Regions from separate parts of the Homo sapiens genome. Here region 1 is linked to region 2. A link is a contact called in ENCODE Hi-C or POLR2A ChIA-PET data. All regions are on one chromosome and are shown on one strand. The core of a region is the stretch at or near the end of the contact, and the rest is flanking DNA. Distances in the headings are between cores, read along the strand shown.

What was found. A loop is a pair of places that touch in the nucleus more often than their neighbours do. ChIA-PET counts read pairs that join two places held with the same protein, here RNA polymerase II (POLR2A). Pooled maps may share reads with other maps.
Region 1: a map of Calu3 shows a loop between it and region 2 (2.2-fold over the local background). The contact joins two enhancer-like sites. A Hi-C loop is called at or near these places in 4 of 168 maps with a recorded cell type or tissue (Calu3, HepG2, PC-3 and 1 more), 1 of 37 single-sample maps with no recorded cell type and 1 of 50 pooled maps. POLR2A ChIA-PET finds 5 or more read pairs at or near these places in 10 of 52 experiments (A549, A673, H1 and 7 more).

Annotation. Positions count from the first base shown.
Region 1 is chr18:62,799,376-62,802,555 of GRCh38, reverse strand. All of the region lies in intron 1 of PHLPP1 (PH domain and leucine rich repeat protein phosphatase 1), which reads right to left. Among named protein-coding and RNA genes, the nearest start is that of PHLPP1, 85 kb to the right of the region's middle. Within about 2 kb of position 1,820, at least 3 of the 41 ENCODE cell types and tissues checked have a DNase peak (open chromatin) inside an H3K27ac peak, as active enhancers do; they include PC-9, where a contact is called at or near this core.
Region 2 is chr18:62,766,125-62,769,248 of GRCh38, reverse strand. The region is part of intron 1 of PHLPP1 (PH domain and leucine rich repeat protein phosphatase 1); the gene reads right to left. All of the region lies in intron 2 of LOC105372160 (a long non-coding RNA gene), which reads left to right. Among named protein-coding and RNA genes, the nearest start is that of PHLPP1, 52 kb to the right of the region's middle. Within about 2 kb of position 1,693, at least 2 of the 41 ENCODE cell types and tissues checked have a DNase peak (open chromatin) inside an H3K27ac peak, as active enhancers do; they include PC-9, where a contact is called at or near this core.

The DNA of each region.
Region 1 (3,180 bases), core at 571-3,070, 33 kb before region 2:
ATCCAGCTGCATTTTGAAGTCCATGTCCTGCTATCCCTACTTTAGTTAGCACTATGATGTTCTGGAGCCATAAATACTGTAACTGTGATGCTTAGAACAGTTTCAATCATCAAAATTATTCTGCTTGGGAGGGTGTGTTAATCCCCACATGCTCAGGCTCCACTTTGCTCTTTTCCTTCCCTGGAATCGAATCTGCCCTCTTCCCCACATGTACCCCTCCAAAAAGACTTGGGAACCTTATCACTTCCTTCCTGGGTTGCTCCACTGTTTTCTTGCTGTTCAGGCTCAGCTCTGCAGTTCCTGCAGACTCCATGCTCCTCCCTTTCTTTGGGCCACTCAGTCCTTCCTCTGACCCACTGGTGAGCCAACCTTTCTTCTTTTCTTTGGCCTCTCTTCCATCAACAACTGGAAAAAGGGGTAGCTCGTATCCTCATAACCCCCTCTGCTCATTCTTCTAGCCCTTCTTTGCCTCTGGGTGCTCACATACACACATTCTGGCCAAGAAAGTAGTCAGGGGAGTGAGAGAAAAGAAAGGCAACAAGGAAAAAACGGTTAAAAAAAATAGAAAAAGTAAAAATATTAATGGTACTAGACATAAGTCAAAACAACACAAAGCCAATGTGTTCCTAGAGACTAGGAGTGATGCTCTGTGTATGCAAATGTGAATGACATAAAAGTTAAATATGAAATATGAGAAAAACAAGACATAGGTAAGAAAATGTGTTAAAATGCTGAAGAGACAGAAGGTAAATGCCTATGACTTGGAAAGAAATATGAGAAACCATGGACATAAAAACAAACAGAGGCCAGGCACAGTGGTTCACGCCTATAATCCCAGCACTTTGGGAGGCAGAGGCAGGCGGACCACTTGACGTCAGGAGTTTGAGACCAGTCTGGCCAACATGGGGAAACCCATCTCTAGTAAAAATACAAAAATTAGCCGGGCATGGTGGTGCATGCCTGTAGTCTCAGCTACTCAAGAGGCTGAGGCAGGAGAATCACTTGAATCCGGGAGGCAGAGGTTGCAGTAAGCCAAGATCACGCCATTGCACTCCAGCCTGGGCGACGGACGGACAGAGGGAGGCTCCATATACTAACTAACAATTTCTGCTTGATGCATCTCTTTAGCATCAAACCTACCAGGCAAAACATGTCACCTCAGCAAATTCACAATTAAAAATTAATTACTCAGAACAATTAATTAGAAATTAGCAGCCAGGAGTGGTGGCTCACATCTGTAATCCCAGCACTTTGGGAGGCCAAGGCAAGCGGATTACTTGAGGCCAGGAGTTTGAGACCAGCCTGGCCAACATGGTGAAACCCCGTCTCTACTAAAAATACAAAAACTAGCAGGGTGTGGGCACCTCTAATCCCTGCTACTTGGGAGGCTGAGGCAGGAGAATCACTGGGGCCCAGGAGAAGGAGGCTGCAGTGAGCCAAGATCATGCCACTGCACTCCAGCCTGGGAGATAGGGCAAGAAAGGGAAGGAGGGAGGGAGGGAGGGAGGGAGGGAGGGAGGGAGGGAGGGAGGGAGGGAGGGAGGGAAGGAAGCAAGGAAGGAAGGAATTAGCTGTAATTCAACTCTCAACTTAATTTGCACAAATACCAACAAAGGGAATTTCTGGTTAAGTAAAAGTGGATTTCAGCTGAACTTCTCTCTATGTCTCCTCCACCAACAGTGACAAGAGATTCTTACCCCTAAAGATTGAGTTCATGTTTACAAAAGCTCACTATTAAGTCATGCAAAGAATGCAGGTAGCCGGAGAAGCCAGCTCAGCATCGAATAGCTTCAAGGCACTCTAGAAAATAAAGCCCTACTCTAAATAGGTTATTATTAGGATCATAAGCAGAAACTCGCTAAACAACAAAACAAGTAACATGAACCAAAGTAAATATCAAACTGAGAGGGTTTTTACAACAGAGACTCTTCTTTTCATATGCTCCCCCGAGACAAACAGCCCATTCTTCAGCCACCCTCACTCACTTTCCCCTTGAGAATTTTAACTGCATATAATGAAAGATGTTATAGGTGAGTTTGTATGCATTATCCATGACTAATCTAGAAGCAGAAAAAAAGTTGAGATCACCACTATATACCTAATATTAACTATAGAGCCAGCTTTAAAACATAACTGAAGACTGAACTTACTAAAAATAATCAAACCACAAAAACTATACAGTTGACCCAAATAAATTACATTTTATGCAACACAAACTCTAAAGCGTTAATTTATAACGCAAACGAAGAACATTCGGATATCCCTGTTGTTCAAAACCTTCCCCACCTGTTCTCTGTCCCCAGAAGTGACAAGTGTGTAAAGGGCCTTCTATGCACTCTGCCTCCCACTGGATTCAGCCAGTGGGGGGTGGGGAGAGAAGAGAGTGTGGTCAAGGGTATCTATTCTCCGGACACCCTCCCTATTAGGTGGCCTCCAGCTGGCCGTGCCCTGGTCTGAAGTTCTCTCAAGGTGCAGTCAGCTCTAGCTAAAGGGTCTAGCATCTCCTGCTAGGTTCTATAAATCTCTTCTTCCACTCATCCCTTTGGGGTGTGGGTTAATAACATCTCCAGCAGTTGATAATTTCAGGCATTTTCTACACTAAACCTTGCAGTTCCCCAATACCCTGTCCACATCCTTCTAAAATTCTCCTGATTTAAGTGTGCTATTTCCTGTTGAGATCTTGACTATTATACTTGTTAAAAAGAGGAAAAATGTTTTAATGAACATTTAAGAGATATGTTCTGTTTATAAGCAGTAAGGCCCAAGCAAATAAACAAAAACCCTCAGCTATATTTTCAATATGAATACAGGTGAGGGAAGGTCAAAGAACTGCACTTCTGCTGTAGAACACACACTGTATTCTACAAGGGTATCATAAATAAATGGTTTATGATAGATGAATGGAGAGAGATGCCTGAAAGGGGGAAAATACAGCAGGAAGATCCGGGGAACCTGCACACTGTGCAACTATCATTCTTTCTATTCCAGATGCTCTCATTCTTTAGCTGTGCACCTTAAACACATCCTTTGAGCTCAGTTTCCTAATGTAAGGCATAGATTCTATGAGATGAACTCTGCGGTCCTTTCTAGCTTCAAAATTTTCTAAATAGTATGTCTGTCTTGTGATGACAGGTTAAAAAGAATGGATAATGCTTCTGAACAGGGAATATCACAGCCTCT
Region 2 (3,124 bases), core at 444-2,943:
AGTCAAGATTTACATCTAATGTTCCACTAAAATTCAAATATATTTCTGATCTACAATTTCTAATCACACTTGACTTTGTTTCTTTCAGTTAAATAATCTCTGAAAGTTTGATACAGAATGCTAAGCGAATGAGCAGTTCTTAATAATTTCTAGATATCAGAGTTATTCTTTTAAGGACTTAGTCTATCTTTATTATTAGCAATCATTTATAGATGATATATTAAACTTTCAATAGTTTATTTCTAATTCAACCTTGATGATCAATGAGGATAGCAGCCATCACTAACAGACTGTCATCCCCACCATCACCCCAGAGAATACAGCATATAAATCATTTTCTTGATACCTATAAACTAAAATTATAATTCTGATAGCTAAAAGCTTACTAAGGCATAAATTGTTTGCTTTTATCCTAATAAAACCCAGTTTCCGGTATTTGCTCTCTCTAGTCTTTTTTTCCCCCATCTCCTTTTTCATTGTTAGGTAATCATATAATTTCTCCTCCCCACCTACATAATGGTTTGATTATTGTCACTGAGAATGCCTAGAGCAGCCTCTTTTCCACTTGCATGTTTCTAATATAACCACGTAACTAAGCTCAGCAGAATTATATTTAAAGATAATAAAATTTGATCTGGGTAAGGTTTAGTGACTTCCAATTTAGGACAGAGAATTTTCCAACTTATTTTCTCATTTTTGCCTGTATTACAGATAGGTATGGTTGTTAAAGAAACTTTTGTTGTACTGTTTCTGTTGTTTACAGAGTAATGTAATTTTTAAACTTATATTCCAGAGAGATATAAAATAGCCTCCTCCATCGTCAGCCAATGATATCACTGTTGAGCTGTTTTCAATAAAAGTTCATGCTGTACTTCCTGCCTCACAGGTCATGTCTGGTTCCGTTTTTGGATCCTCTCCACTGTATTCAATCCCTTTGGTTCTCAAGGTGACTACTGACTGATCAGGGGCTTGAAAAAAGGGAGACAATATTGATTTTTAATTTGTTTTTGTTTTTCTCTAATCATAGCAGCTGAAATTTTTCATCCAAGCTGTGGCCTCTTTGACTACTACATTGCAGTTCTCAAACTTTTAACTTTAGACTTCTCTGGATAGTTTCTAAGATATAAATTAAATTCAGTGTCAATGAAAACAAACTTACAAAACAGGCCTTCTTGGCAACACCCCTCTCCCCAGATATAGAGGTGCTAATGGATTCTCATCCTCTCCTAGGAGCCCTAAGATGACTTGAGCCTCACGTCAACTCTCTTTGCTACAGTTAAGTCAATTCTCTTTTCTTAGTTATCTAAGTGCCAGCCAAATACTGCATCTTAGCATTTTTCATTCCAAACCACTTTGTGGATGAAGAGGGCCACACTGAAATGGGCCACTCCCTGAACTGATTGGTTTTCTGCTATTGTACTCTATTTAACCAGATAGGAAAAAATAAAACAGCACAATTTCTCTAACACAAAAGCAGTACAGTCTATATTCTCCCCCATGCCTCCAAACACACATGCCACCAGATTCAAACAGCTGTTACCCACTTACCTATTTAGAAATGCAATCAAATATAAATATTTTCAGAGACAGATCAATTCTTGCATTCTAAAACTCTGTGGCAACAGTAATTCTTATGAGTCATTACCTAAGATTTCACGCCTATGCCACAGGCAAGTCATGCTCCAAACTGTTCAATCATTTCATTTAAAGCGCTCAAAAACTGAATTGGGTTTTGCCATATATGGGCCGTAACTTTTCATGTACGGAAGAATGGATCAAATCCAACAGAAAACTGCAAATGATTTTCTCTCTAGTTTTATACAGTAATGGGTTTATTCTCCCAAATTCTAGGACTTTCTCAAGTGGTTGCAGGAATTGCGGTTTTGGCTCTCTTAAGCCAATGTAAGCACATTTCCCACTGTTCATTAACTGAGAGAAGGCCAAATAACATTGTGGCACTTTTGAAAAGCTGAAGGAATCTCGGTTTTAGTGGTCTCCTTTGAAATTATGTATTTTAACCTTCCCCATTCCTGTTGGAAAATTAATTTTCCTGATCTGATATTGTCTCCTTTCCATATACTGAGATATCATAATACTATGATTTAGGGCCTGATACCGAGTTAAATGCTCAAAGCGAGATATTTTTCATTTGCTGTATCCACTCACTGCCACCCCCTCCACCATTTCTTGTAATCCAAGGATCTGGCAGGAGAGTGGCTGGCAGGAGCTAGAATTTAATCTGTGGATGGCAGTTAATTATAAAATAACAGGTCCCAGCTTGTTTCTACTTTCCACCCCCAAGAACATTTATAAATCTATACATCTGTAGACAGTTTATCTTTCAAAAACTTCTCATTTTAAATTTGTTACCCTCACATAACTCTTAAGAGTTAGTGATTGGTAACTCGATTTTAGAGATGAAGTCTTTGGTGTTGAAGTAAAAGAGATTCAATATTTAACACCCTTATTTTTCCAGCCCAAGTTCAAAACCAGTAAGACAGGAAAGCCAGAAAGAAAAATATATATTTATCTGATATATAATATACAGCTGATATATTATATAGAGTGATATACACAGATAATAGCTTTATTACTAATAAAGCGTAGGTTGGAAAAGGTAGCTTAGCTCTATTAGTTGAGTGGTCTTGGCTAATATTTCACCCCAGAATTAGGCCAGTTTCTCTACCTAGTCACAGGTGCAGCTCACCAGGCAGAGGCCTCCCTGAGGAGGACTGCCCCTATAAAACTCACAGCGTGAACAAGCACAGCAGAATGCAAGATCTGTAGGAAAGGAATGAGCTGAAACTAGACAGGCCCAGTTCCTTTTTCCAAACTCGAAGATAAGTCACTTCTCCTCCCCTAGGGAAGACTAAAGTGAGGGAGTTACTAGAGAGGCCAGGAGTATTATCCCAGTGAATGCCCATCCCATACAAGCATGCAAACACGAAACCAGAAGAAAGAAAGTTATTCCCCAAAATGCAGCACCAAGGAACCTCAAGTTGCCCCCAAAGCCAGGCTGACATTCCCCAGTTCCCACACGTTGAACTTGCTGACTGAAACAGTTTTCCTCTCCACCTATCTAAATCCTATTCATCTTACATTATTATCTCCAATTCTCCTTTTC